2 separate regions of the Homo sapiens genome follow, and region 2 is linked to region 1. The links are chromatin loops, found by intact Hi-C in ENCODE. Cell type or tissue: heart left ventricle. All regions are shown on one strand. Links, peaks and the distances in the headings refer to the core of each region. The heading gives the core; the rest is flanking DNA.

Region 1 (15,610 bases), core at 5,027-13,026:
TTTTTGTTTGTTTGTTTTGAGATGAAATTTCGCTCTTGTTGCCCAGGCTGGAGTGTCATGGTGCAAACTTTACTCACCGCAACCTCTGCCTCCTTGGTTCAAGCGATTCTCCTGCCTCCACCTCCCGAGTAGCTGGGATTACAGGCATGCATCAGAACGCCCAGCTAATGTTGTATTTGTAGTAGAGACAGGGGTTTCTCCCTGTCGGTCAGGCTGGTCTTCAACTCCTGACCTCAGGTGATCCGCCAGCCTCGGACTCCCAGAGGGCTGGGATTACAGGTGTGAGCAACCGCGCCCGGCCCATGCTGTATCCTTATCTGTTGTCTGTTGTTGTTTGTTTGTTTTGGAGACCAGAAATAACTTCTCACCTATATGTTCAAATGATTTTTCACATGAGTGCTAAGAAAGCTCATTGGTGGAAAAGCAGCCTTTTCAAGAAATGGTGTTGGAGAAACTTGATTTCCACATGCAGAAGAATGAAGGTGGACCCTATGTCACAACAGGTGCAAAAATTAACACAAACTGGATCAAAGACCTCACCCCAAGTGCTAAAAGTATCATACGCCTAAAAGAAAACATTGGCCCTACTTTCATGACATCAGATTGGACAATGTTCTCTGGGATATGATATCAAAAGCATAGGCAACAAAAGAAAATTAGATTCCTTGGATTACATCTAAATGACAGATACTTTTGTGCAGCAAAAAACACTGCGAACTGAGTGAAAAGATAACCCATGGATTAGGAAAAAGATTTGCAAAGCATATATCTGAAAAGAGGCTGATAGCCATCATATATAAAGAACAGCTAGAACTAAACAACAAGAAACCCAAAGCATCCCATCAACAATGGTCAGAAGACTCCAGTAGACGTGTTCCTAAAGAAGATATAGCAATGGCCAATAAGCATCTAAAATGATGTTCAAAATCACTCATCATAGGGAAGCACAAATCAAACCAAGAATGTGATACCACACATTAGGATGGATATGATAAACAAACAAGCATTGGTGAGACTAGAGGGAAGTAAGAATGCTCGAATATGATCGGAGGGAATGTAAAACCGTGAAGGAATGGGGAAAATAGTATGGCGTGTACTGGAAAAATTGGAAAAAGAATGATCAGATGTTCCCGCAGTTGCATTTGTGGGTACCTACCAAAAAGAATTAGAAGCCAGGAGTGGAAGACAGATTTGTGTACACCCATATTCATAGCAGCATTATTCACAACAGCCAAAATGTGGAAACAACCCAAGGGTTCGTGGACAGATGAATGAAAAAGCACACTGTAGTTCCTTCATACAATGGAGGATTATTCAGCCTTCAAAAGGCAGGCACTTCTGGCCGGTGCGGTGGCTCACGCCTGTAATCGCAACGTCTTGGAAGACCGAGGTGGGCGGATCACCTGAGGTCAGGAATTCAAGACCAGCCTGGCCATCTTGGTGAAACCCTGTCTCTACTGAAAATGCAAAAAATGAGACGAGCGTGGCGTCGTGTGCCTATAGTCCCAAGTACTCGGGAGGCTGAGGCACAAGAATGGCTGGAACCCGGGAAGCGGAGGTTGCAGTGAGCCCAGATTGTGGCGCTGAACTCCAGCCTGTGCGACAGAGTGAGACTCCATGGAAACACAAAACAAAACAAAGTCAAACGAACAAACAAAACAAACAAAAACAACAACAACAAAAAAAACAGAGAGGCACTTCTGACGCAGGCTGCAACATGGATGAACCTTGAAAACATTATCGTCACTGAAATAAATAAATCCCAAAAGGATAAACACGCCCAGTCTCAGTGGCTCGCACCTGTAACCCCAGCACTTGGGGAGGCTGAGCCAGGCGGATCACTTCAGGTCAGGATTTCGAGACAAGCCTGGCCAATATGGTCTCTATTAAAAATAAAAAATTATCTGGGCGTGGTGACGCACGCCTGTAATCCCAGCTACTCGGGAGACTGAGACACAGGAATCGCTTAAACCCACGATGTGGAGGTTTCAGTGAGGCGACATCATGCCACTGCACTCCAGCCGGGGTGACAGAGAAAGACTCTGTTTCCAAAACAAAAAAATTAAACACGGTATGATTCCACTTATCTATCACGTGTCTAGAGTAGTTAAACTCATAGAGTTGCACACTAGAAAGGTGGCCCGCAGGGGCGGGCGAGAGAGAGGAGTGGAGAGCTTGGTGAATGGGTGTAATTTCCATTTTGAAAGATAAAACTGTTCCGGAGACGATGACGGTGATGGTTGCTAAACAATGTGAACGTACTTAATGTCATGAAACTGTAAACTGAAAAAGCGTGGAAACAGTAAATGTTTATACTGGCCATTCTATATGAACTAATATATATTTATAATTTTTCATATTTATACGTGGTATATTTTCTCATAATAAAAGATGAAAATTAAAGCAGTTGGATGTTTAAAAAGAAAAGAAAGAAGCGAAGAATACACACCAGCTTTCTCCTGATTAGAGGAAGAACCCCAAAACTTCTATGGACACTCACTTTTCTCTTCTTCTTCTTGCATTATTATGAGGAAATCCTTAGAGGTTGGGGAACTTGGGTGACTTTGGCTAATAAGGAGCTCTATGCCTTGAGCCCCCCAGGACACAGAATAGTAAATAGTCTGTGCCTCCAGCCCTGCAGTGTGAGGTCCAGTCCTGTGGGCTCCACAGACATCACCTGTATCAGGAGGCTCACGTCTCACCCTGTCTTCTTGCCAGCCTTGAGGACGGAGCCTGAGCCTCCATGGTGCACCACACAGGGAAGACAGTGGACCTGTTCTCCGTGGTCATGGCCCAGCAGAGAGGAAGGACAGTTCAGTGAGTGTAGGCAAAAGAAAGAGAGATCAGACTCGTACTGTGTCTACGTAGAAAGGAAAGACATAAGAGACTCCATTTTGAGAAAGACCTGTACTTTCAACAATTGCTTTGCTGAGATGTTGTTAATGTGTAGCTTTGCCCCAGCCACTTTGACCCAACCTGAAGCTCACAAAAACATGAGTTGTATGAAATCAAGGTTTAAGGGATCTAGGGCTGTGCAGGACGTGCCTTGTTAACAAGATGTTTCCAAGCAGTATACTTGGTAAAAGTCATCGCCATTCTCTAGTCTCAATAAACCAGGGGCACAATACACTGTGGAAAGCCACAGGGAGCCCTGCCCTTGAAAGCAGCGTATTGTCCAGGGTTTCTCCCCATGTGATAGTCTGAACAGTGGCCTCGTGGGAGAAGAAAGACCTGAACGTCCCCGAGCCCGACACCAGTAAAGGGTCTGGCTGAGATGGATTAGTCAAAGAGGAAAGCCTCTTGCAGTTGAGAGAGAGGAAGTCCACTGTCTCCTGCCTGCACATGGGAACTGAATGTCTCGGTTTAACACCCGATTGTACATTTGTTCAATTCTGAGATGGGGGTAAAACCGCCCTATTGTGGGAGGTGAGACACGTTTTCAGCAATGCTGCCTTGTTATTCTTTACTCCACTGAGATGTTTGGGTGGAGAGAAACTTCAATCTGGCTTGCGTACGCGTCCAGTCATAGTACCTTCCCGTGAACTTCATTATGACATAGATTCTATTGCTCACATGTTCGTTGCTGACCTTCTCCTTATTATCACCCTGTCCTCCTACTACATTCCTTTTTGCTAAAATAATAAAAATAATAATCAATAAAAACTGAGGGAACTCAGAGGTCTGTGTCAGTGCAGGTCCTTGGTATGCTGAGCGCCGGTCCTCTAGGCTCACTGTTGTTTCTCCATACTTTGTCTCTGTGTCTTATTTCTTTTCTCAGTCTCTCGTCCCACCTAACTAGAAATACCCTCAGGTGTGGGGGGACGGGCCACACCTTCAAGTGAGTGTTGAGGGACCGTCGGGAGCCTTGTTTTGTTTCCTCCTCAGGACAAACAGCAGAGTGAGCTGGGCAGATCGGAGGAGACCAATGTGCAAACTATCCTCTCAGCAGTGTGGAGTTTCTGTTCCTGGTTGTGCTGGGGTCTCAGAAATCTACTTCAAAATTTTGCTACCCTCCCCCACTGGTTGTCCTTTTCATAGACATCTCACCCACGATAGCAGGGAATGAGTCCCTCTAAACTATTCCCTCAGGAATAGTGAGAGCCAGCCCCTCTTCCCACCCTGGATCTTAGGACCCCCATCGCAGGGTGGTGAGGGACCCCCCGCGATGCTTGGAGTAAGAGCCAGCCCCTCTTCCCCCTCTGGCTCTTAGGACCCCCATCGCAGGGGGGTGAGGCACCCCCCGCGATGCGGGGAGTAAGAGCCAGCCCCTCATACCCCCCGCCGGCTCTTAGGACCCACATCGCAGGGGGAGTGAGGCACCCCCCGCGATGCGGGGAGTAAGAGCCAGCCCCTCTTCCCCCCCTGGGTTTTAGGATCCGCAGTGGACTCACAGCCTGTTTATCACATTGTGAGTAATATCATCTCCCCTCTGGAAATTATGAACTATTTCACAGACGGGTGTACACCGTCTGTATTGGTAACAATATCATCCTCGTTCTCCCTGAATATTAAGAACAGTATCACAGGGGTGTTTCTACTCCCTGCGATATTGGGTGTCATATCCTCCTCTCCCAAGTGGCAATTAGAGACAATATCAGTGGGGTCGTGTCCACCTTCTGTGATATTTAAAGTAAGATCATCCTCTTCCCTCCAGGATCATGGGAACAATATCCCTAGGGGGTGTCCACTTTCTGCGATATATGTAGTCATATCACCCCCTCCGCCTTGGAATATTACGAAGGACCATCTCACACGGGGGTGTACACTTCCTGCGATATTGGAAGTAATATCAACCTCTCTTCCTCTTAATATGAGGAAGAATATCACAGGGTGGGTGTACACCTCCTGCTCTATTATGGGGAGGCATATCTATCTATTATGGGGAGTAATATCATCCTCTCCCTTTCAGGATATTAATAACAATATCCCAGGCTGGGTGAACACAGCCTACGATGCTGGAATTATTGTCACCCTCTCCCCTTCGGGATACTAGGAACAATATCACAGAAGAGGTGTACACTCCCTGCGATATTGGGAGTAATAGCATACGCTTCTTCCGTGAATATTAGGAGCAATATCACCGGGTGGCTGTACATTCATTGCTATGTTGGCAGTCATGTCATACTCCACCCTCTGGATATTAGGATCAGTGTCACAGGGTGAGTGTACACCTACTGCGATATTAAAACTAATATCAAGTTCTCCATCCCTGGATATTAGGAACAATATCACAGGTAGGTGTACACCCCCTGCGGTATTAGGAGTAATAATATTATGAATTATTAAACATCAGTCTCATTAATGATTATAAATGGTAATATTAATTTATAGTATAACTTTATTAGTCATTAATGATTATTTTAAAGATATGATTGTGCATGATTAAAATTAATTCTTACTATTAGTGCCATTTTTAATAATATTAGTTATTAATATTAACATTAATCATTGTTTTATTACCAACATCACTTATGATGGATTTAAGTAACATTAATTACTGATATTATTATTTTACTATTAATATTGATATTGCTATTATTAATTGTAATCATGAATATTTTTAATCCACATTAAGTTTTACTGTCTCCACTGTAGTTATTAATATCAATGATTACTATTAATTGTTATTATATTTATTAATATTAATAATTAATAAAACTGTTCCCGATATCCGTGGGGGAGAGGATATTACTCCCAATATCGCAGAAAGTGTACACCCCTCTATGATGTTACTCCTAATAGCCAGTGGGTAGAGGATGACATTATGGAAAATATCGCAGTGGGTGTACATCCCTTCGGTCATCTTGTTCCTAATATCCTGGGTGGGAGCGGATGTTACGACTCCCAAAATCGCAGTGGGCGGAGACCTCCCCCGTGATACTGTTCCGAACATCCAAAGGTGGAGAGGATGATATTTCTTCCAATTTCGCCGGGGGTGCCCACCACCCCTGTGATATTGATCCTAATATCCAGGGGGCGAGAGGATATTAGTCTGAATATTGCAGGAGGTGTACACTCCCTAGGGTTATTGTTCCTAATATCCAGGGACAGAGAGGATGATATCACTCCCAATATAGCAGGGGGTGCACACCCCTTGTGTGACATTGTTCCTAATAGGCAGCGGGGGAGAAGAAGATATCACCACGAATATCGCAGGGGGTGTACACCCCCTTGTGACATTGTTCCTTCTATCCTGGGAGGGAGAGGAAGATACTAGCGGCAATGTCGCAAGGGCTGTACACACCCACTGTGATATTGTTCCGAATATCTGGAGGGGGAGAAAATGATGTTACTTCCAATATCTCAGGGGGCTTACATGCTCCTGAGATATTGTTTCTCAGGTTCAGGGGGAGAGGATGATATTACTGCCAATATCTCAGGGGTTGTACACACCTCCCGTGATGCGGGGAGTAAGAGCCAGCCCCTCTTCCCCCCCTGGCTCTTAGGACTCCCATCGCAGGGGGGTGAGGCACCCCCCGCGATGCGGGGAGTAAGAGCCAGCCCCTCTTCCACTCCTGGCTCTTAGGACCCCCATCGCAGGGGGCTGAGGCACCACCCACCATGCGGGGAGTAAGAGCCAGTTCCTCTTCCCCCACTGGCTCTTAGGACCCCCATCGCAGTGGGGTGAGGCACCCCCGCAATGCGGGGAGTAAGAGCCAGCCCCTCTTTCCCTCCCTGGCTCTTAGGACCCACATCGCAAAGGTGTGATTCACCCCCCGCGATGCGGGGAGTACAAGCCAGCCCCTCACCCCCCATGGCTCTTAGGACACCCATCGCAGGGGGGTGAGGCAACCCCCGCGATGCGGGGAGGGCTGAGACTGGGGTCCGGGCTGTTCCGGACTTCAACACTCACCCTTTGTCCCCACGCAGGGCTATGGCGTGTGCTCGGTGGGGCTGGAGCGGCTGGCTTACCTCCTCGTGGCTTACAGCCTGGACGCCTCAGTCGCCTCACTCCTGGGCCTGCTGGGCTTGTGGCTGCCACGCCCGGTTTCCCTCGTGGCTGGAGCAGGGGTGCACCTGCTGCTCACCTTCATCCTCTTTTTCTGGGCCCCTGTGTCTCGGGTCCTTCAACACAGCTGGATCCTCTGTGTGGCAGCCGCCCTTTGGGGTGTGGGCAGCACCCTGAACAAAACTGGACTCAGCAGTGAGTATAGCTGTGGGCACTGGGAGGGTGGGGCAGGGTTCTTTATGGCTATCTGTGGGTGGTTGGCTAGACATAGACATCCCAGGGACAGATATGGGGTCCTATGGTCACATAGCGTCCTGTGGACATGGCGGAGGCCGGTGGGGCTTCCTGTGGACACTCCAGGGGTGGAAGGGAAGTCTCATGGACACACTGGGGGCAGATGGGTAGGGCGTGGACACCCTGGAGACAGGTGTGGGGGTTCCACGTCATGGACATTCCGTTAATAACTCAGGGTGGGCACAGGGCCCCATCAACACTGGAGGGTCAGTGTGAAATCTCGTGGCTACACGGGGCAGGTGTGGGGCTCTGTGGACACCCCTTAGGGACAGTATGAAAAACACATCAGGGATTCTCCCTTTTCATACCAGGGGACAGAGCTTACCCTGTCATAGTTTTCGTGACACTTGGAGCATATGTTTTGGTCTCTGCCTCACGGAGCATGCGGTAGGAGCAAGTGGCCTGTTGTACATCCACGGCATAGATACAGACATGGGACTTTGTATAGAGAGGAGCAGGCCTGCAGCCCCAACCCAGTCTGCTCAGTACCAGAGTCCAGGCCCCAGGTCTGGGCTGCTGGGGAACAGGGCCCTGTTTGCAAAAGGCAGCGAGTGGGCCCATGTTCAGCTCCAGGATGCTCCCTGCCCACAGATGGGCACATGCAGTGACACACAGCTAACACACATGGGCACAGTCCTGCAGGGCATCCATGTCAGTGTCTGTTCTGATGGGCCGAAGCCATGAACAGATTTGAACGTCATCCTTGGGGGTGTGGAATGGCACAGGTCATGCCTGCTGCTGGTAGGACAGAGGCTGGCTGGGAGTCTCTGTCTGTAGCAGGGGCTGGAGCCTCATACTGCACCACAGTCTCTTGGCTGTTTTGCCCAAGGATAGCCAATTCTGGGCAGAGTCCAACCTGGGTATCTTGGACCCATGTTGTGCCCTGTCTGGTCATGGCATCCCCTTGCCCAGCTCCATATCCCATCTCCATAGGTGAACGCTGGGGGATCCTTGTCTCTTCATAGCAGCACTGTGGGGGTAAAGTCACCCTGCAGGGCCCCAAGACAGGAGTGTTCATGTCCTGAGTGTGTGGTGAAGGTGTTAATAGTGGCCCCTATGATTTGGCAGGTGCCATGCCCACTTTCTCACTTTAGAACTTCAGAACACAGCACACAATAGGCATAGGCTCATCTCACCATTGGGAAAAGCAGCTCTGGGGAGTTAAGTACCCAAATCACCCACAGAGCCAACGTTACAGTCCTGAGAACGAGTGTGCATCTTCTGACTCCCAATGCATTACTCTTGTTGCCCACCCTGGGAGGACTCACTGGAAAGGAAGCCCCCTCTCCATGCTTAGCTTCAGGTTTGATTTGCAGAGTTGGCAGCTGCAAACAGTTCGATCTCTCTAGTCCCGGCTGAGGAGGAGAAACAGCGCCTGCAAGCTTGGCACTGCACACCTGCGGTTGGGGACAGGACATGACTAAGCACAGAGCTTTCTTCTTTTGAGGCCACGCATGTGGTGCAGAGCGGGACCACCTGCATCCACACAGCCCGGCGCACCTGCTCCTACTTCTGCTTAGCGTGTGAGCAGCTTGGTGACCAGGGTCTCCACCAGGGGGCAGGCCAGGACCGGCTTACAGCACTTTCTAGGGGTTCTCTGGTCCCGGGCTGGGACACATACAGGGCTTAGTAAAGTTCATAGATGGTAGCTAGGCAGCCCCAGGCCCCAGGTGACACCTCTCCCCTGCCTGCCCTGTACTGCCTGCCTGCAGCACTCCTGGGAATCTTGTACGAAGACAAGGAGAGACAGGACTTCATCTTCACCATCTACCACTGGTGGCAGGCTGTGGCCATCTTCACCGTGTACCTGGGCTCGAGCCTGCACATGAAGGTGAGACTGGGCAGGGTTGGGGGCCCCATTCCCAATGACAGGTATTTCCTTAGCCCCTGCCCTGGCTTCACAGCTTCCTAAACGCCACCCCTTCCCAAGCCAGTCTCTGGGCCAAGGCCCCATTCCTGCAGCCCACTGGGTGGCCCCCAACTCAGCACCCCACTTACTGGACCACCTCCAGCCAGTCTCAGTTTGCCCATCTCTGAGGGGATTTGTGGGTGCATCACAGCCATCCTGTGGGCTGTTTGGTACCCGGTTGTCCAGATGTTGCGTCTGTCTCCCTTCATGGCCTGAACGGGAGCAAGCTACTCATGCTCTGCTCCCAAAAGATGGTGGCCGGTCTAGCAAGTCCCAGTTGCTAAACATTTTTTAAAAATAGAACTAAAGGCCGGGCACGGTGGCTCACTCCTGTAATCCCAGCACTTTGTGAGGCCGAGGCGAGTGGATTGCCTGAGGTAGGGAGTTTGAAACCAGCCTGACCGACATGCTGAAACCTCGTCTCTTCTAAAAATACAAAAATTAGCCGGGCGTGGTGGCAGGTGGCTGCTACTCGGGAGGCTGAGGCAGGAGAATCGCTTGAACTGGGAGGCGGAGGTTGCAGTTAGCCGAGACGGGGCCTTGGCACTCCATCCAGCCTAAGCAACAAGAGCGAAAATCTGTCTCAAAATAAAAATAAAAATAAAAATAGAACTAAAAATAGCAGGGAGTGGGCCGGGAGCAGTGGCTCATGCCTGTAATCCCAGCATTTTGAGACGCTGAGGTGGGGGTATCACCTGAGATCTGGAGTTTGAGACCGGCCTGGGTAACAGGCTGTGAAACCCTGTCTCTACTAAAAACACAAAAATTAGCTGGGCATGGTGGCACGTCCCTGTGATCCCAGCTTCTCTGGAGGCTGAGGCACAAGAATGGCTTGAACCTGGGAGATGGAGGTTGCAGTGAGCCAAGATTGTGCCACCGCACTTCAGCCTGGAGGACAGAGCGAGACTCTGTCTCCCAAAAAAAAAAGAAAAAAAGAAAAAAGAAAAGCAGTGAGTGGGCTGGGCATGGTGGCTCACGCCTGTAATCCCAACACTTTGGGAGGCTGAGGCAGGAGGATTGCTTGAGGCCAGGAGTTCAAGACCAGCCTGGGCAACATAGGAGACCCTGTCTCTACAAGAAATTTAAAAATTAGCTGGGTGTGGTGGCGCGTGCGTGTAGTTCCAGCTGCTTGGGAGACTGAGGTGGGAGGATGGCTTGAGCCTGGAAGATTGAGGCTGAAGTGAGCGTGCCACTGCGCTCCAGCAGTGGTTGGGGGAAGGGAGGGAGGGGGCGCAGTGGGGAAACGGAGCGACCGTGTCTGGAAAAAAGAAAAGAGCAGGAAGTATGCATACAGATATGTGTGTATGTACTGAGCTATGGTGTGAAATCATTCCTGACTGCGGGTTATAGTCAAATCCCCATGAAGAGAATCACTACAGCCCACGGGTGTGTCAGGGACACAGTGTTGTGAGCCCTGGGAAGGCAGGGCCTGTGGCCAGCACTTTATCAACACTGGCACATGCACCCTATGAGGCAAAGGGATTTGCATTGTCCCCGTACAGAGTGGGACACTGAGGTCGCCAGGGGCATGGCGACTGTAAGGGACAGTGCTGGATGTGAGCCTCGCCTGCAGGAGGCGGTCCAGGAAGCGTGGGTGGAGCGGCTGGAGAAGTTGAGGGTCGCGTGGCCCGGGAGGCTCCCGGAGGAGGGAAGGGCCTATCTCAGCGAGGGGCATAGGCGGGGAAGGTGCGGGGCGAGGCGGCCGCGGGTCCCTGGCATCCCTCTCCGTACACCCAGGCTAAGCTGGCGGTGCTGCTTGTGACGCTGGTGGCCGCCGCGGTCTCCTACCTGCGGATGCAGCAGAAGCTGCGGCGGGGCGTGGCCCCGCGCCAGCCCTGCATCCCGCGGCCCCAGCACAAGGTGCGCGGTTACCGCTACTTGGAGGAGGACAACTCGGACGAGAGCGACGCGGAGGGCGAGCATGGGGACGGCGCGGAGGAGGAGGCGCCGCCCCCGGTGCCCAGGCCTGGCCCCAAGCCCGCTGGACTCGGCCGCCGGCCCTGCCCCTACGAACAGGCGCAGGGGGGCGACGGGCCGGAGGAGCAGTGAGGGGCCGCCTGGTTCCCGGACTCAGCCTCCCTCCTCGCCGGCCTCAGTTTACCACGTCTTAGGTCGGGGGGACCCCCTCCGAGTCCCGTGCTGTCTTCAAAGGCCCCAGTCTCTCCTCCCCCACGTTGGGGACGCCCCTCCCAGAGCCCGGGTCACCTCCGGGCTTCCGAAGCCCCCTCTAAGGCGGAGTGGAGCCTTGGGAACCCCTCGGCCAAGCACAGTGGTTCGAAAATACAGCTGAAACCCTGCGGGCCCTTAGCAGGCGCCCCAGCGCCGGAGCAGGGTCAGGGTCTTCTTGCGACCCGGCCCCGCTCCAGATCCCCCCAGCTCTCGGCCTCGGACCCGGGCCGCGTGTGAGCGCGCTTTGCACCTCCTATCCCCAGGGTCCGCCGAGAGCCACGATTTTTTACAGAAAATGAGCAATAAAGAGATTTTGTACCGTCCTGACTGGGGAGTCCCAGGCCGCGTGGGACGGAGCGCCCCTCGGATGCAAGCCCGTCTGTCCCAGCCTCTGGGCGCGGTGGTGACAGGCCCTGACCTAGAGGGACCGCGGGGTGTGGGGAGTGCGGAGCCCTACTGGGGCGGGGCGAGGTGTCCGTAGGCCCCGCCCACCAGCCCTTCCTCCCTCCTGAGGCCCCGCCCCCCATACCTGCCTGCCTTTGCCAGCCCCAGCCAGGAGAAGGGAGTGGCGGAGCGGCTGGCAGAGACAGAGGAGGGTGTGACGGCGTTGCTGGCCCCCCATGGGTCCAGAGGGCGAGACAGACTCTGGATTCACACCCTCCACGTGCCTGTGTAGGCATCCTCGGCCCTCCAGCGACCACCCCCACGTCGGACAGGGTCCACTTCCAAGCCACGGTGGGGTCACCCTGTGCCCAGTAGGGGCCTTGGAAGTGGTGGTTGGAGGCCAGGTACGCTCGGTTACTACCCTTTCCCGGCTACAGCCTCAGCTGCGATGCCCACGAGAAACAGGCTGGTGGAGGGGCAGACCCCCTACAAGACCTGAAGGTGCCGTTCCTCCACCCGCTCTTCTTGTGGCCAGAGGAGAGGGACACCCCCGCCATGAAGAGCTCTGAACAGTTGGGTGAGGACAAGTGGGGGCCGTGGGAGGGCCATGGAGCCCCCAGCTGCACCCCAGCAGGCCCGGGGCTGGCCCACACCATTCCTCACTCCCCACAGCCTCTCTTCCCCTGACTTTGGCGAGACCCTCGTCCGTACCTCCAGGCTCCATGCCTGCCTCAGCATAGCTCTATGGATTCTCCCAGCCCTAAACTGGCCCCATCTCTCCTCTCTGCCCTCATGTGAGTTTGGTTCTTGAAGCCTCTAGTGGGCCCTGGGGCCAGACTCTGTGGCCTTGGACAGGGAGTCTCCCATATGAGCCACAGGTTCCTTCTCTGTTGAGTGTGTGAGGGAACATGTTGGAGCCCTTAGTGTGGTGGCTGCAAGCACCCCAGGCCCTGTAAGAAACACAAAAGGGTGCGGTGGGAGACTTGACATTTTCTAAATCTGGGAGGGAACGCTGCCTTCCTCACGCCGACCTTCAGTGAAAAGCAGACTCAGAAGCGGTCCCGAGGTGCCACCGTAAGCTGGGTGAAGGCCAGCACTGTGTGCTTCCAGTTCCCCCTCAGCATCTGTAGATTGAGTGTTCTCTGGAGGTGGCTGGCGACATCCTCCTGGCAGCTTCCAGCAAAACCAGTCGGAGTTGGGCAAACTGAAGCTCGGATGATTCACCTCTGAATGGAGGGCAAGGTGATATTTGGAAGGGTGTTGGCCCCTGGGATGCTGGGCAAACGGGGAGCGGGTGCCTGGATAGTGGGCCTACAGCTCTTCCCAGTTCTGAGTCAATTCCATTGTCCATGGTGCCAAGGAACAGAGGCTCTGATGTTGAGCAGACTTGAAGGTGATCCAGGCACATAGAGTGGCCACTCGGGGGTTTGGCTCCTGGCTGTGCTCTTCCTACCTGGGCATTTCCCATGAGAAGGCTTCACAGGCCACCTGGCTGCTCCTGGCACATGGAGAATGCCCAGATGGTGACATGTGCCAGACAACACATATTTGCACCTGATAGGCCACACACATGCAACATGCAAACACACGTGGCGGGTAACACCTGTGACAGACACTACATGACAACGCACGTGCACACATGATGGGAAACACATATCACAGGCCGTGCAACAGGAAACACACATCACAGGCTGTGCGACGGGAAACACAGCGCAGGCAGTGCGACGGGCCCTGGCAGCAAGCTCAGCAGGCTGGCTCTTTTCGAGCAGGAGAAGAGCTCATTGTAAGAGATGACACTGGCGTAGGTGGCACCTCCCCTGTCTCCATCACCCTCGGATAAGGTGACTGGGTGGAGGTTCTGGACCACTGAGTGGACGAGCAGGTTGTGTCATGGCCTCCGTGTCTGATTGCCACCCTCGCTCCCAAAGCAACTCTGTGATTTTGTCGATCTGCACTGTGGGGATGTTTCTTTTTCTTTTCTTTTTTTTTTTTTTTTTTCGCAACGGAGTTTCACTCTTGTTACCCAAGCTGGAGTGCAATGGCGTGAACTCAGCTCACTGCAACCTCCGTCCCCTGGGTTCAAGCGATTCTCCTACCTCAGCCTCCCGAGTAGTGGGGATTACAGGCGCCCACCACCAAGCCAGGCTAATTTTTTTGTATTTTTAGTAGAGACGAAGTTTCACCATGTTGGCCAAGCTGGTCTCAAACTCCTGACCTCAGGTGATCCACCTGCCTCGGCATCCCAAAGTGCTGGAATTACAGACGTGAGCCATCACGCCCGGCTGTGATTTTTCAATTATGTGATTCCAAGAATCTCCAGTCCAAGATTTTCCCTATCTTTAAGTTCTCAGTAGCAGGTTAGATAACCTGAGAAGTCTCCCTCTTCAAGACACCTAGAAATGCTGGGTAAGAAACAAATGTCCTTTTAACTATAGAGCTGAGGCTGGGCATGGTGGTTCACGCCTGTAATTCCAGCACATTGGGAGGCTGAGGCGGGTGGATCACCTGAGGCCAGGAGTTCGAGACCAGCCTGGCCAATGGTGAAACCCCATCTCTACTAAAAATACAAAAATCAGCCAGGAGTGGTGGCAGGCGCTTGTAGTCTCAGCTACTTAGGAGACTGAAGCAGGAGAATCGCTTGAAGCCGGAAGGCAGAAGTTGCAGTGAGCCAAGATCACGCCATTACACTCCAGCCTGGGCAAAAGAGCAAAACTCCATCTCAAAAAATATATAAATAAAATAAAATAAAATAAAATAAATATATAGCTGAGTTCTTCAGAAAATAAGTTAAGTCCCCTAAGGCCAGAAGTGAAGAGGGGAATGAGAACCAAGGTGGGGACAGAGGAGCTGGTGTTGCAACTGCCTGAGGGCAGGGCTGGGTTGAGCATTGGAAACCCTTACAAGGCAGGTGGTCAGGGTTACAGTCAAGCATGATGAATTTGGGACCACAGAAATGCAACACCTTTAGAGAAAGGGACAGAAACATTTCCACCCAGGGGAACAGAGAGAGGTGAGAAAATTTGAGCTTTAGGTGGTGAACAAGTTTCCCATGAGATCGTTGCATTTTCAGGCCTCTCTTATATAAATGTGGAACTCCTACAATGAAGTCATGCTACCTGTGTGGTCTAGGAATGCCAGAGTTGAGAAACTAACACTAAAAAGTTGCTTTGGGCCCGGTGTGGTGGCTCACGCCTTTAATCCCAGCACTTTGGAAGGCTGAGGCAGGTGAATCACCTGACGTCAGGAGTTCGAGACCAGCCTGGCCAACATGGTGAAACCTCGTCTCCACTAAAAATACAAAAAATTAACCACATCTTCTGTGCCTGTAATCCCAGCTACTCAGGAGGCTGAGGCAGGAGAATAGCTTGAACCTGGGAGGCAGAGGTTGCAGTGAGCTGAGATTGCACCGCTGCACTCCAGCCTGGGCAATAAGAGTGAAACTCTGTCTCAAAAAAAAAAGTTGCCTTGGCTTAGTGGTACCCTGGGGCCCCTGGAAAAGCCAAATAGAAAACCTCTCTAGGTGGCTCCCTCAAATCTGGCCACCCAGGATTCCCCACATAAAGCCCCTCTGAAGCTGAGCTCACGATCCAAAATTACAGAACACACAGGAAACACATCACCGCGAGAAAAGGCAACAGACATACAAAAGAGCAGGATTCGACACCCGCTCCAAATACCCCCAGCTAGGAGAGAGAAGCTGTCCAACAGGTATGTGAGATAGGCAGCTTCTATAAGGGCTGCCAGCGATCTCCCACCCTTGACTCTTCACAACTTTGTGTAATTTCCATCCCTTGATTGCGGGCTGGACCTAGTGATTTTCTTTTAACCAACTGAATTCTTATTTTACTTATTTTATTTTATTTTATTTTATTTTTATTTTATTTTATTTTATTTTATTTTATTTT
Region 2 (15,610 bases), core at 5,146-13,145, 50 kb before region 1:
TTGGGAGAAAATATTTGCAAGCCATACATCTGATAAGGAGTTAATAGACAAAATTTATAAGGAACTCAAACAACTCTACAGAAAGAAAACAAATAGTCCAATTAAAAAATGGGCACAGGAGGTGAATAGACATTTCTCAAAAGAAGACATACAAATAACCAATAAACTTATGAAAAAGTGTTCAACATCACTAATCATTAGGGAAATGGAAATTAAAACCACAATGAGATATCACCTCACACCTGCTAGAATGGCTACTACAGAAAAGAGGAAATGTAACAGATGTTAGAGAGGATGTGTAGAAAAGGGAACACTTGCACACTGTTGTAGGAATGTAAATTAGTGTAGCCATTATGGAAAACTTATAAGTTTCTCAACAAAAATAAAAATAAAATTGCATATGACCTAGCAATCTCACATCTGGGTATTTACTGAAAAGACTTGAAATTTGTATATTGAAGAGATGTCTGCATTTCCATGTTCATTGCAGCACTTTTTGCAATAGTCAAGTTTCGGAATCAACCTAAGTGTCTATCAACAGATAAATGGATAAAGAAAATATAGTATATATACACAGTAGAATACTATTCTACCTTAAAGAAAAGAAACTTTTTTATTTGAAGCAACAAAGATGGAATTGGAGAACATTATGCTAAGTGAAATAAGCCTGGCACAGAAAGACAAATATTACATGTTTCACTTATTTGTGGAATCTAAAACAATCAAACTCAAATAAGCAGATAGTAGAACAGTGGTTACCAGAGGCTGGGGATGGTAAAGGGATGAGGATATCATGGTCAAACAGTACAAAGACTCAACTGGACAGGAGAATAAGGTTTCTTTAAGATATACTGCACAGCATGGTGAATATAGTAAAAAATGTATTATACTTTTCAAAATTGCCAAAAGAATACATTTCAACCATTCTCAAGACAAAAAAATAATGATTTTAGGTGATTGGTGTGTGAATTACCATGATCTAATTATTCCACATTGAATTCATAAATCATAACATCACTTTGTACCCAATAAATAAGACAACTATAATTTATCAATTTATAATTAATAATTTGTTAATAAATAAGACAGGCAAAAGATTTGAGTGCACATTTCACCAAAGAAAATATGTGAATGGGCATAAACACATGAAAAGATTATCAGAATCATTAGTCATTAGTGAAATGCAAATTAAAACCACAATGAGAAGCCACTTAACACACACTAGAATAACTATAATAAAAATGACCAGCGATAAAATATGTCCATGAAGATGTGGCTAAATGAGGGCCCTTTACAATGCTGATGGAAATATAAAATAGTATCACTGCTTTGGAAAATAGTTTGGCCTTTTCTTAAAACTGATAAATATGAATATATCATGCAATTTAATGATACTATTCTTAGGTTTCTATCCCATATATTAGTATATGGATAGACAAAATGTACTATATCTATATGGAGAAACACTATTTCATAATAAAAAAGAACAAATACTAATAGATGATACATCATGGATGAACTTCCACAACATTATGCTACATGAAAAAAGCCAGTGAATGAGTTTATATATAACCCCCACACTCCCAGTCTTCAGATTAAAATGTAGCTCCAGCTGACAGCTTTTGTCTGCAACCTCAACACAGACCTTTAGCCAAAAGCACCCAGTTAAGCCTCATCCCACAGAAACTTGTGATAATCAGTTTGTTGTTTTAAGCCACGACATTTTGGGAAACCTTGTTATGCAACAATAACTAATACACTACCCCTGTGAAATTTCTATATTGTGCTTATTCTCTTTCATAAAATGTGTTGAGTAACCACCTAGCTCAATCTGTAATCTCAATTATTCTTAAGAGATAGGAATTATCACACTTTGGGAGGCCGAGGTGGGTGGATCACAAGATCAAGAGATCGAGACCATCCTGGCTAACAGGAGGAAACCCCATCTCTACTAAAAAATACCAAAAAAAATTAGCCAGGCATAGTGGCAGGCACCTGTAGTCCCAGCTACTCGGGAGGTTGAGGCAGGAGAATGGCGTGAACCTGGGAGGCTGAGCTTGCAGTGAGTCGAGATCTTGCCACTGCAATCCAGACTGGGTGACAGAGCAAGACTCCGTCTCAAAAAAACAAAAAAAAGAAATGGGAATTATCTATTCCTTCAGGATTGTACATAAAATCTTGCGAGTTCTAGCACCTTTTTGATGTAAAAGGATAGAACATTGACCACTTGTAAGTTTGTTTTGGTCAATATTATTCATTTGTATTTCCCTAAAAGTGTCCATTTCATTCACATATTCAGGATAGAGGGTTTAAAGGATGCTATCATGATATCAAAGCTCTTCTCTATCTGTAGTTTATGTTCCTTTTCTTCCCTGTATTATTTTTTTTTTCTCTTTTTCTCATGATGTTTTCCTAAGACTCAACTAATATATGAATCTTCCCATAAACTACCTAGTGGTCTTACTAAATAACTCTACAATGTTTCTTGCTTTGTTTTGTTTCTTATTTATGTGTGATATTAGTTTTGTTTATTGCCTCCTATTTTGTTTCAGGTTTTTCTTCTTTTTATTTTGTTATTTATTTCGATTCTTCAGTTGAGCAGTACGCTGCTTTCATACTTTCATGAATTCTAGTAAATGTCTTGAAAACCATAAATGTCCCTTTTTATACCACTTTGGCTGCAATCCACAGGATTTCATTTATAGTGCTTTCCGTTTCTTCAGATCTAATTATTTTGTATTCATTTTTATGTATGCCTTAGCCCAAGTGTTATGTAGGAATGTGTTGTGTTTTAATATCTCTGTGTATGAATTTGGGAATATATCTTATTGTTATTGATTTCTGATATTAGCAACTTGCTGCAGGGAGCATGCCGTTTTCAATATCAATTTTATTTTAGAATTTATTCAATAATCATGGAAAACCTCTCTGTGATGGTGACACAGGAACAAAGACTGAATGAAATAGGGGGACAGAGTTTCCATAGAAATATCTTAGAAAAGAATAATCCTTGCAATGGTAATAGTAAAAACAGAGGCTATGAGGTAGAAATGAGTTTGAAATGTTTATGGAAGAGCAAGAAAACTAATACTTGTGGAACAGAATGAAAAGAGGGAACAGTAGCAGGAAATAAAGGATCGGAGAAATATTCAGCAACCAAATCAGGTAGGACATTGCGTGCCATGTAAACAGACTGGATTTATTCTATGTAGTTTTTTTTAAAAAACATAATTAGATTTTCAATAAGGAAATAATTTGATTTAATTTGCATTTTAGAAACATATCTCTGGTGTCTGACCATAAATTAGAGTATGCAAAGCTCTCATAGAAACATAGAGACAAGTTAGAGGGCTCTCTCCAGAGACACTAGTGACTTGGACAATGGTGCAATGACAGAGGAAGTGAACAAAGGTTGGATTTAAGGCACATTTTAGGCCGGGCCCAGTGGCTCACACCCATAATCCCAGCACTTTGAGAGGCCAAGGCAGGCGGATCATCTGAGGACAGGAGTTTGAGAATAGCCCAACCAACATGGCGAAACTCCATCTCCCCAAAATAAAAATACAAAAATTAGCTGAGAATTGGTAGCTAGCACCTGTAATCCCAGTTACTCGGGAGGCTGAAATACAAGAATCGGTTGAACCTGGGAAGCAGAGGTTGCAGTGAGCAGAGATCGCACCATTGCACTCCAGCCTAGGTAACAGAGTGAAACTCTGTCTCAAAAATTTTTAAAAATAAAAAATAAAAGAGATATTTTAAAGATAGAAGTGGGCTTGTTAATGGGTTGTAATTATGAAATGAGAGAATCAAAGGTATGCTCAGAGTTTTTGTTCGTTTTTGTTTTTTAACCTAAACAACTAGGTACATGAGCCCATCATTGAGAGAGCAAGACTAAAGGGAGTGAGTATTAACAGAGAAAGTGGTATGAATCAAAAATTCATTTTGGAATTCTTGAGTTGCTTATTAGACATCCAAAAGTAGATGTCAAGTAAATAGTTGATTTTTTTTATTCTGAAGCTTATAGGGAACATCCAGGCTAGAGCCAATACTTCATTTACACAGAGAGAGAGAGCAACCTTGTGCCAATATGCTTCTCATAGCTATGGAGAGAATCTATCTATAGACTTGATCAACTCAAGTGCAGAAAGAGAAAAAAAAATTGCCTCCTAACAACTGATGGAGTGATTTTACTCATTTCTTTTGACCTTATGTCTATCATTTATTTTTACCCTATTTTCTATCTTTTTCTCTTATTTTGCTAGTTGAACAAAGTTATTATCCATTTTTTACCTATACTGGAAAATAGTCTATACTAAGATTCTCCTTTCAATTAACAACATATTGAACTAAATGTTTCACTCGCTCCATTTAAGTTAAGCACACCTGCAACTCCAGCAGCCACTTGGGTCAGGAGACCTAGCCAGAAATTGATTTGAAAATAGTAGAGAAGCCCCTTGGGACAATCTCATAACATTTAAATAGTGAAAGTATAAACAAAAAACAATGCCCAACAATGAAAGGATGATTACATAAATATATTATGAAATATCCATAATATGGAATATTATGCAGAAAGTGAAAATTACTGTTTTGGAGTATTTGAAAATAGTATAGGAAAATATTTACAATAAAGTAATACTTATTAAATAAATAAAACTATAGGTGAATCACAAGAATAAGAGAGAGAGAAATTTAATGGAAAGTAAATAAACTAAAATAGTAATGATCTTTTAAGTGATCAAGTAATGTGTTATATCTATTATCATGATAATCTTAGTTTTTCCAATTTTACATGAAATAATATTTAGGAATCAATAAAAATAAAATATACTTATAGGATATAGACATATATGTGTTTGTCTACTCTTATACAGAGAAAAACTTGTGAGTGATTTAGCAAAAGTATATTCAATGGAAAGCTGAGGAAAAATGTCAGCCACCTGTGGGGTAAGAAGTGAATGAAAGATAAAATGGAAATGAAGCATAGAGACTATGGTTTTCCTGAGGGGGAAAGGGAAAAGCTAGGGCATTCATTAAAAAAACAAACTAAATACAGGAAAGACAATTTTGTGTTTTGTTTTTAACGTGGCAGGAACTTGAGGATATTGACAGACTTAAAGTAAGGAAAACAATGGATGTAGAAAGCGGGCAGCAGCCGGGCACATAGCTCACTGCTGTAATCCCAGCACTTTGGGAGGCAGAGGCAGGCAGATCACTTGAGGCCAAGAGTTCAAGACCAGCCTGGCCAACATGGTGAAACTTCATCTCTACCAAAAATAGAAAAATTAGCTGGGTGTGGTGGCACACACCTGTAATCCCAGCTACAGGGGAGGTTGAGGCAGGAGATTCACTTGAACCTGGAGGTGGAGGTTGCAGTGAGCTCAGATCACGCTGCTGCCCTCCAGCCTGAGTGACAGAGTGAGACTCTGTCTCAAATAAATAAATAAATAAGAAAAAGAAAACCGGCAGCAACAAGAAGAAAAATAGATAATTAATGCCTCAAAGTCCCCAAAGCTGTCAGTACTGCTGAAGGCAGGAAAGGAAGGTAAACAATGAATACTTGATTATAAATTGTCTATTGAAAATCTGGTGCCTTCCTGGAGAGTTAGGTGCAATAAAACGCCATAATTTCTCGGTCAAATTTAATTATCTAATGGTAAATTACCTTCTTTCTTCTTCTACTGTGACAGCTTATATTTGATAGCTTGATAGCTATCTGATTTTCTTCTTGGTGTTCTTTTAAGGAAAGTCATTGGTCAAAGCACTTTATCTTTCTTTGCTGAAGCCCTCTGCAATCTAAGCCATCTTTCAATGCTCATCTGGTACCTACTGGTCCACCCCCAGAATGCAGTGAACCTTTCTCTGACCCTTCTTTGATATCCGTGATTGGTAGCCCATGGATTACACAATGTTCTTGGGCTTCCTGGGCAGAATTCCAAGCCTGCCTCCTGGCTCCAAATCTCTTAGGTTGGTGCAAACGTAATTGCGATTTTTGCCATTGAAAGTAATGGCAAAAACCACAAATACGTTTGCACCAACCTACAAGAGGCTGGCAAACAAATGTTCATAGAAAATATCAAGCAGTGAAAATTATGCCCTTAGTGTTCCATAAAGGATTTCAATTATTTGTTCTCATAAATTGTATTGCTTTGCAGTGTAAACTGTACTTCCAAAGCTTTTCCTCGTGATCAAGAAAGAAATAATTCCCAGAGAGGTGAGAAAAATCAGTAAATTCTGGATTCTGGATCAGAGATGCTAATGATCCTAGGCCATTCTGGCTTCAGTAAATGGAGCAGTCAGCAATAACCAGCACAATGACACTAAGATCCCCCTTTGAGTTTCTAGGGTGCTGGCAGAGGCTTGTGCCCAGGCACCGCTGCCCCAGCAACTCAGGAGGAAGGACCTGAATGGAGGTTTAGGAAAAAACATCCCCAGAGCTTTCATGCCCCTCACTGGCCCTCCTTAGGCTAAGACTTGGGAAGTTTGCCTCTTCCAAGACCTCCCCATCCCTGACTCAAGATTTCATTTTCAAAGTCTCTAAAGGCAGGGAAGACCTTCTGAAATAATGTAACCAAGTGTTCCATTCACTAACACTCTGAAGTATTATAGAAGTAGCACCAAGAAGAAGCCATGGAAGAAAGAGAACTTCCTTCTTGGTACTGAGAAAAGTTACTTCACCTGTAGTGACACCATCTAGAAAGGAATGAAGGTCAAGTAAGACCACGAATGTGCATGTACTTTGCAGTTTCTGAAGTTGATATTCTGGCCAGACGTGGTGGCTCACCCCTGTAATCCCAGCACTTCGGGAGGCCGAGGCGGGTGGATCACTTGAGGCCAGGAGTTCGAGACCAGCCTGACCAACATGGCAAGACCCTATTGCTACTAAAGGTACAAAACTTAGCGAGGCATGGAGACGTGTGCCTGTAATCCCAGCTACTCAGGATGCTGAGGCAGGAGAATCACGTGAACCCGGGAGGCAGAGGTTGCAGTGAGCCAAGATCGCACCACTGCGCTCCAGCCTGGGCAACAGTGTGAGACCCTGTCTCTAAATAAAAAATAAATAAATAAATAAAGTTTACTCATACCCTCTTTAAGCATTCCCTACGGCACCCAAAGTATTCTGGTGTTTATGTTCATTTCCTTAGTGTCTAAGAAGTAATTTGTGCCTCTTTGCCAGAAATATGCTCGTGTTGCATTGCCGTTTCTTTGTATATATTACTTGCTTTCCGAAGTGTATTATGGGTTCCCTAAGGCCCACTTTTCTTTCTTTAATTCCTCTCATATTACACATAACTGATGTGCAAACAATTTGTGTGAACTTAGATTTCAATAGAAAAATTAGTTTATCTCATTTGATCGATTGGACAGAAAGATAATCAAATAAAAGTTGTTCTGTATCTCACTAATCTGTTTATAATTTCATATTTAATTCCATTGCTTAAGCATGCTAACACACGGTGCCAAAATATTAATAAATAGGCATGCTCTTGTATTACGTGCTTCTTCCTATTATCAGAAAAATAAAATGAATGCTTTTCCTCTATAACTGCTTCCTTAACTTTTACAGTTCCTCCAGAATGCATAAGACAATGCTGATATTTCAAGTCTCTCTCCTGCCTTTGCCATGGCTGTGCTTTCTACTACCTTTGCACACACCCTCTTGACCTTTGATAAATGTACTTTAAATGACTGATAGTCGTGATGATTGCATGCTTTCTCCTGATATAAAATCTCCTTGAAACACAGAAATGTTCTTGCTCCTGAAAGGTTCAATAATCACTCAACAACTCACCTCTTCAGAGAACTGAATGTACACAGAAGTCCTCTTCATCTCAGCTACTGATTCTCTCTAACCTGCTTTACCTATTCAACCATGAGGGTCTTGTTTTTTGTCTTTGGAGTCCTTTCCTTGATGTTCACAGTTCCTCCAGGTAAGACAGAAACTTTTTTATTCCAAAGTTCTAAAAATATAAGTAAAAGAAAATGCAAGGTCTTTCAAGAGTCTGAAAATAAAATAGGCATGGGCAGATTTTACTGTACCATGAAGGCTGCTCAGAGGATTGAAGAGTTGATACTAAAGAAATAAATAAGGTGGTTCACTGCAGTGATTTAACCTATGATAAACTCACTTGAGGCCGGGCACAGTGGCTCATGTCTATAATCCCAGCACTTGGGGAGTTTGAGGTGGGTGAGCACAGGAGTTCTAGACCGACCTGGTGGGGGCAACAGGGTGAAACCCCATCTCTCCAAAAAAAAAAAAAAAATACAAAAAATTAATCAGGTATAGTGGCGCGTGTCTGTGGTTCTGGCTACTCAGGAAGCTTAGGCAGGATCGCTCGAGCCTGAGATGTCAAGGCTGCATTCAGCTTAGGTCATGCCACTGCACACCAGCCTGGGCAACAGAGTGAGACCCTGTCTCAAAAAATAATAATAATAAAAAATAAACTTACTTGAGAGTTATGTTTGATCAAAAGATGGTGAGAGGATACACACAGAACACAGGAAATTTAAAGAATTGGAAAAAGGAAAAGTGAATGATGACTAGAAGAAGGGCTAGAGGTGAAGAGGTGGATACTCCACCATAATCCTTGGTTCACAGGATAAATTCACCACTGATCCAGGCAAGGACCTAGCCTCTGTGTTCCTTTAAAGTTGAATAAAACTCATATGATATCATTTAATGTATATGGAAATTACTTTTTGTATGGTGAGAGTTAAGATTCCACCTTAATTTTTAACCACATAACTAGCCAATTATATATAAGCATATTAATTAAATAATCAATACGACTTTCCCACATTAATTTTAAAATTCATCAATACCCCATAATAAAAACATATTAAACTGCGGTTCATACCTGAGATTTAGATTACTGGTTGACTTATTGATCATTTCTGAAGCACATTTTAATACTTAACAATTCAAGATTCCCTCATTTATATAATACTTCATGATTCAAGATTCCCTTATTTATATAATTATAAATAATTATGCCTTTCCTCCATGAATGTTAGTGGGTTTTTTATATTTTTATGAGATACAATTTACCATAAAATTCATTGCCTTAAAGTGTTCTATTCAGTGGTTATCAGTGTATTCTTAAAATTGTGCACCCCTCACCATTATCTAATTCCAGAATATGTTTATAACCGCAAGAAGAAATCTCTCCTCCTCCCAGTCCCTAGCAACCACTGATCTAATTTTTGTCTCTATGTATATTCCTATTCTGGACATTTACTATGAACAGAATAAGAAATATGTGATCCTTCATGTCTGCCTTCTTTTATTTAGCATAATGTTTTCAAGATTCATCCATGTTGTGGCATAGATTCGTACTTCATTCCTTCATTCAGTGGTCATCAGTATATCCCACTCTAAGAATCCACTGATACTCACTAAATGGAACACTCTAAAGGAATGAATTTTATAGTAAATTCTATCTCAATAAAAATATAAAACACCAACATTCATGGAGGAAAAGTATAATTCTGTATAATTATATAAATGATAGAATCTTGAAATAAATTTTAAAATGTGCTCGGAGGTAATATGAGCCTCAGAAAAGATAAATAAGTCAATTGATAATCTAAATCTCAGGTATAAACCACAGTTTAATATGATTTATTATAAAGTATTGGTGGATTTTAAAATGAATTTGGGAAAGTTAGATTGATTATTGGTGTTGGTAAAAAAAAATTCTTCGTATGGATTATTTAGCATATGGTTGTTTATAACAGACTAATGATCCATTGTATTTCTTTTATATCAGTTGTAATGTCTCCTGTTTTATTTCCGATTTTATTTATTTGGCATTCTCTCTTTTGTTCTTGGTTAGTCTAGCTAGCAGTTTATAAAGTCTGTTTATCTCTTCCAAAAGTCAACTTTTTGTTTCATTAATTCTTTGCATTTTTTAAATCTTGAATTCACTTAGTCCTGCTCTGATTTTTATTATTTCTTTCCTTCTCCTAAGTTTGGATTTCATTTTTTCTTGTTTTTCTTGTTCCTTGAGGTGCATAGTAGCTTGTTTATAATATTACCATGTTCTTGCAGTAGGCATTTATTGCTATAAAATTCTCTCTTAGCACTGTCTTTGTTGTATTCCATAGGTTTTGGTATGTTGTGTTTCCATTTGCATATATTTCAAGAACATTTGTTATTTTCTTCTTTGTTTTTTCATTGACTCAATGGTTGTTCAGAAGCATGTTGTTTAATTTCCATGTTATCTGTATCGTTTCCAAAGTTCTTCCTAGTATTCATTTCTAGTTCTATTCTATTTTTGTCTAGAATATACTTGATATAATGTTGATTTTTCAAAATTTGTTGAAACTTGTTTTGTGTCTTAACATATGGTCCAGCCTGGAGAATGTTCTATGTGATGAGGAGAAGAATGTGTACTCCACAGCTATTGGATGAAGTGTTCTGTAAATGTCTGTTAAGTCTATTTGGTCTGCGGTACAGATTAAATTCAATGATTATTTGTTAGCTTTCTACCTAGATGATCTGTTCAATGCTGAAAGTGGGATATTGAAGCCCTCAGTTATCATGATGTTGAGGTGTATCTCTCTCTTTAGCTCTAATGACATTTTTAATATATCTAAGCATTCCACTACTTGGTACATATATATACATATTTGGAATTTTTATATCCTCTTGCTGAATTGGCCCTTTTATCATTATATGATGACCTTCTTTGTCTCTTTTTATGTTTTTTCACTTAAAGTCAATTTTGTCCAATATAAATATAGATGTATTAGGCCATTCTTGCATTGCTATAGGGTTATTATAATAAAGTACCACAGAATGGGTGCCTTAAATAACAAAAGTTCATTTTCTCACAGTTCTGGAAGTTATAATTCTAAGATCAAGATGTCAGCACATTTGGTTTCTCCTGAGGCCTGTCTTGGCTTGCAGCTGCTTGCCTTCTTGCCATGTCCTCTTATGGCATTTTTTCTGTGCACATGCATTCCTGGTGTCTCTTCCTCTTCTAACAAGGACATCAGCCATATTGCATGAGGGCCATACCCTGGGAGTCTCATTTTAGCTTTATCAGTCCTTAAAAAAAAAAAAAAAAACTTATCTTCAAATATGATTACATTCTGAGATACTAAAGATTGGGACTTCAACATACAAATTTTGGAGGAACACTTGTTAGCCCATAACGATGAATTCCTCAGTAGACTGATGTGATCAAGGAAAGAATCAGTGAGCTTAAAGAAGTTTAAATAGCAACTTCCAAAACTTAAAAGCAAAGAAAAAAGAATTAAAAAGAACAGAATATTTAATAAGTGTAGGCCAATTACAAAAGGAACAATATATGTGTAATGAAATATCAGGAGGAGGGGAAAGAAAGGAACAGAAGAAATATTTGAAGAAATTCTGACTGAGATTTTCCCGAAATTGAAAATAAGCAAAATGTACATATCTAGGAAGCTGAGAGAATAACACGCAAGATAAATACAAAAAATTTAAACATAGGCATATTATATTGAAACTGCCAAAAATCAAAGACAAAAAAAAAAAAATCTTAAAAGAAGCCAGGAGGGAAAAAATCTTTATCTATGGACAACCAAGGATAAGAATTACATCAGACTTCTCTTAAACCACATAAGCAAAAAGAGAGGAAAGTGAAATATTTAAAATGTTATAAAAGAAAAAAAAAAGAACACTATCTTAAAACTCTCTACTTAGTAAAATTATCTCTTTTTTTTAGACAGTCTCACTTTGTCACCCAGGCTGGAGTGCAGTGGCAGTGACCTTGGCTCACTGCAGCCTCTGCCTCCTGGGTCCAAGCAATCTCGTGCCTCAGCCAGCCACCACCATGCCTGGCTAATTTTGTATTTTTAGTAGAGACTGGATTCCGCTAGGTTAGCCAGGCTGGTCTCGAACTCCTGACCTCAGGTGATCCGCCCGCCTTGGCCTCCCAAAGTACCAGGATTAAAGGTGCAGGCCACCGCACCCAGCCTACCCTTTAAATTAAGGTAAAAATACATAATTTTCTTAGGTAAACAAAAATAGAGTTTGTCACCAGTAGTCCTACCTTACAATAAAAGTAAAAAGAAATTCTTCGCTCATACTCAATGGTGAAAAACTAAAAGCTTTTCTTCCAAGATCAGGAACAAGGCAAATGTGCCCCTTCTTGCCACATTTATTTAACATGATACTAAAAGTTCTAGCAAGAACAATTAGGCAAGAAAAGGAAATAAATGGCATCCAAACAGTTGGGGGGTGGGAATGAGTAAAATCATCTATTTCCAAATGACATAATTTTTTTGTAAAAAACTCTAAACTTCACTCTCCCAAAATTATTACAACTAATAACAAATTCAGTAAAGTTGCAGGATAGAAAATCAACATACGAATATCAGTTGTGTTTCTATAGCACTAACAACAAGCACTGGAAAGCAAGTAAAGAAAATCCCATTCATAATAGCAAGAAAAAGATAAGACACTTAAGAATAAACTTAACAAAAAGATGAAAGACTGGTACATTAAAAATTGCAGACATTCATGAAAGAAATTAAAGAAGACACAAATCAGTGGAAAGATATCCTATGTTCATGAATTGGAAGACATGATAATATTAAAATATCCATACTATTCAAAGCAATTTATAGATTATATACAATCCCTATCAAAATCCTAATGGCACTCTTGACAGAAATAGGAAAAACAATCTTAAACAGACATATAGGCCACTGGAAGAGAATAGAGGACCCAGAAATCAACCGACACTTACACAGTCCACTGGCCTTCAACAAACATGCGAAGAATATATAATGGGGAAAAGACGGTTTCTTCAATACTTCGTACTGAGAAAACTGAATATTCACATGCAAAAGAATAAAACTGGGCCTGTATCTTACACTACACACAAAAAGCAACTCAAAATGAACTACACATTTAAACATAATTACCTGAAACTGTAAAACTTATAGAAGAAAACATAAGGAGAACCTTTCATGATGTTGGTCATGGCAATTATTTTAACTTATAAATTGTAACAAAAGGATTTGGGAAGGACTGGTAGGTTTAAAGGGAATATTTATGGGAGATTATGGGTTATAGGCTCCTGTGCATATCTCAGTAACTTTCTCAATAAAGGACACATGGCCTTGAGCCCGAATACGCTGGGAAGCTGGAACTAAGACTCAACTCCTTCTGACCCTTCTCTCATTTAAGGATTCTTTTTTCTCATTTCACCAAAAACAGAGAAGCAACCAAAGACAGCTTTTCCACTTTCCCACCACCATATCTCTTCATATAGTTTTATATTTATCCATAATCTACCTTCTCTTCACTCTCTGATTCAAGGCCAACCCCTCTACTTACACTAGATTACATCCCCAATGACTTTCTCAAGAATTTAACTCCAGAAGTTAAACATTATTTCCTGCATTATGAATCTCTACACCACCCCCAAGCTGGATAATTCATTTTAGGTAGAAATATGTGGTAATAGTTCTCATTTAAAATTCTGTGCATTTCCAGCTACTGCCTCATTTATCTACTCTCTTTATAGAAGAAATCATCGCTTGTCTTTATTCAGCATCTCCACGTTTTCTCTTGCATTTTTTGCTGTTGATTTTGTTTTTCTGGGAAAGTTCTGTAATGTTTTTAATTTATTATAAAACATTTCAGACATTTAACAATAAAAAGTAAGTAATATTGTGTCATATAATTTGTCTTCTCTTTTTAAAGCCAGAAGCTTCATTTCTAATGATGAATGTCCTTCAGAATATTATCATTGCAGACTGAAGTGCAATGCTGATGAACATGCAATTAGATACTGTGCTGACTTCAGCATCTGCTGCAAACTGAAGATCATTGAAATTGACGGACAAAAGAAGTGGTGAAAATTCTAACTCCATCTTCTTCAGACTCCGGGACAAAAAACATGTCTTAAACTCTCTTATCTATGAATAATTAACATGATAGATGAAAATTATTATAATTGCATGTTTAGATGGTCAGGTGAAAATGAATATAAATTTTATAAATGCTTCCACTCTATTTTCATTTGTGCATTTTAACATTTACTACCTTAATTTACATCCACAGCCACATTGTTGTTTCACCCATAGTACTATATCCGATGCGGGGAGTAAGAGCCAGCCCTTCTTGCCCCCCTGGCTCTTAGGACCCCCATCGCAGGGGGGTGAGGCACCCCCCGCGATGCGGGGAGTAAGAGCCATCCCCTCTTGCCCCGCTGGTTTTTAGGATCTGCGGTGAACACACAGCCTGTTTATCATATTGTGAGTAATATCATCTCCCGCTCTGGAGATTATGAACTGTTTCACAAACCGGTGTACACTCTGGGTATACAGAGATTGTACACCCGTCTTTATTAGGTGTCATATCATCCTCTTCCTCCCTGAATATTAAGAACAGTATCACATGGGTGTTTCTACTCCCTGGGATATCGCGTGTCATATCCTCCTCTCCCACGTTGCAATTAGAAACAATATCAGTGGGGGCGAGTCCACCTTCTGTGATATTGAAAGTAATATCATTCTCTTCCCTCTGGGATCATGGGAACTATATCCTTGGTAGTGTCCACTTTCTGCCATATATATAGTCCTATCACCCCCTCCGCCTTGGAATGTTATTAAGGACCATCTCACACGGGGGTGTACACTTCCTGCTATGTTGGGAGTAATAGCATTGTCTTCTTCCGTGAATATTAGGAGCAAAATCACCGGGTGGATGCACACCCAGTGCTATATTGGCAGTAACATCATACTCCAGCCCCTGGAGATTATATTCGGATCAATATCACCGGCTGGGTGTACACCTACTGCGATGTTGAACGTAATATCATGCTCTCTCCCACCCTGGACATTAGGAGCAATATCACAGGTGGGTGTACACTCACTGAGGTATTAGGGAGTAATATTAGTGTGAATTATACCTCATTTCTTATTAACATGAATATGAATGACCGATATTAATATTAATATTAAGAAAAATTGCTAATAAAGTTTTCAGATTAATATTAATATGAATTATTAGGAGCTAATATTACTGTTTTCTAATGAATAAGATCAATATCAGTTATTAATATCAGGCGTCATTAATCATTAATATTAATCATGTATTGTTATCATTAGTATAACTATTTAATATTAATTATCATTATTATCGGTATTGATTTGAAAAATTATATTATCAGTTATTAATATTGATAATTATTAGTGTCAATTAATAACTGAGATTATTAATTGCGGTAAGTCGCATTGCGCCATTCCACCCCACTTCAGCAGCTCGTTTACGACCCAAAACGGGGTCACAAATGCCCCTGAGAGAGCAGCGGTAGACTGGGATAGATGAGGATAGTCACGTGGTGGAGAGGCGTGTTTTTGGGTACCAGCCCTTCACCTGCGTCGACCTTCTCAACTGGAAAAACAATACACCGCCCTATACCGAAAAGCCACAAGCCCTAATTGATTTGCTCCAAACTGTTATACAGACCCACAACCCCACCTGGGCTGATTGGCACCAGTTGCTCATGTTCCTCTTTAACAGCGAAGAAAGGCGGAGAGTCCTCCAAGCAGCAACTGAGTGGCTAGAGGAACATGCACCAGCTGATTATCAAAACCCCCACGAGTATGG

The links. Hi-C counts contacts between places; a loop is a spot of excess contacts. Peaks named below come from ENCODE experiments on the same cell type or tissue, not always from the same donor. Only the 100,000 strongest peaks of a DNase experiment are listed, where the experiment ranks them.
Region 2: it touches region 1 in a loop (10-fold over the local background); 8 of 110 quality-filtered maps call a loop at or near these places.

What each region holds. Positions count from the first base shown.
Region 1 is chr4:9,486,866-9,502,475 of GRCh38, forward strand. It overlaps the pseudogene UNC93B7. Among named protein-coding and RNA genes, the nearest start is that of DEFB131A, 50 kb to the left of the region's middle. In heart left ventricle, for the core only: a CTCF peak has its summit at 8,781 (motif pointing right); a DNase peak (open chromatin) is centred at 8,799; H3K27me3 peaks cover 3,168 bases.
Region 2 is chr4:9,436,661-9,452,270 of GRCh38, forward strand. It overlaps DEFB131A (defensin beta 131A), which reads left to right and starts at 7,754. Exons shown (of 2, transcript NM_001040448.3): 1 at 7,754-7,931; 2 at 13,700-14,006. The coding sequence starts at 7,874. The coding sequence ends at 13,854. In heart left ventricle, for the core only: no CTCF peak of the experiment used is centred there; no DNase peak of the experiment used is centred there.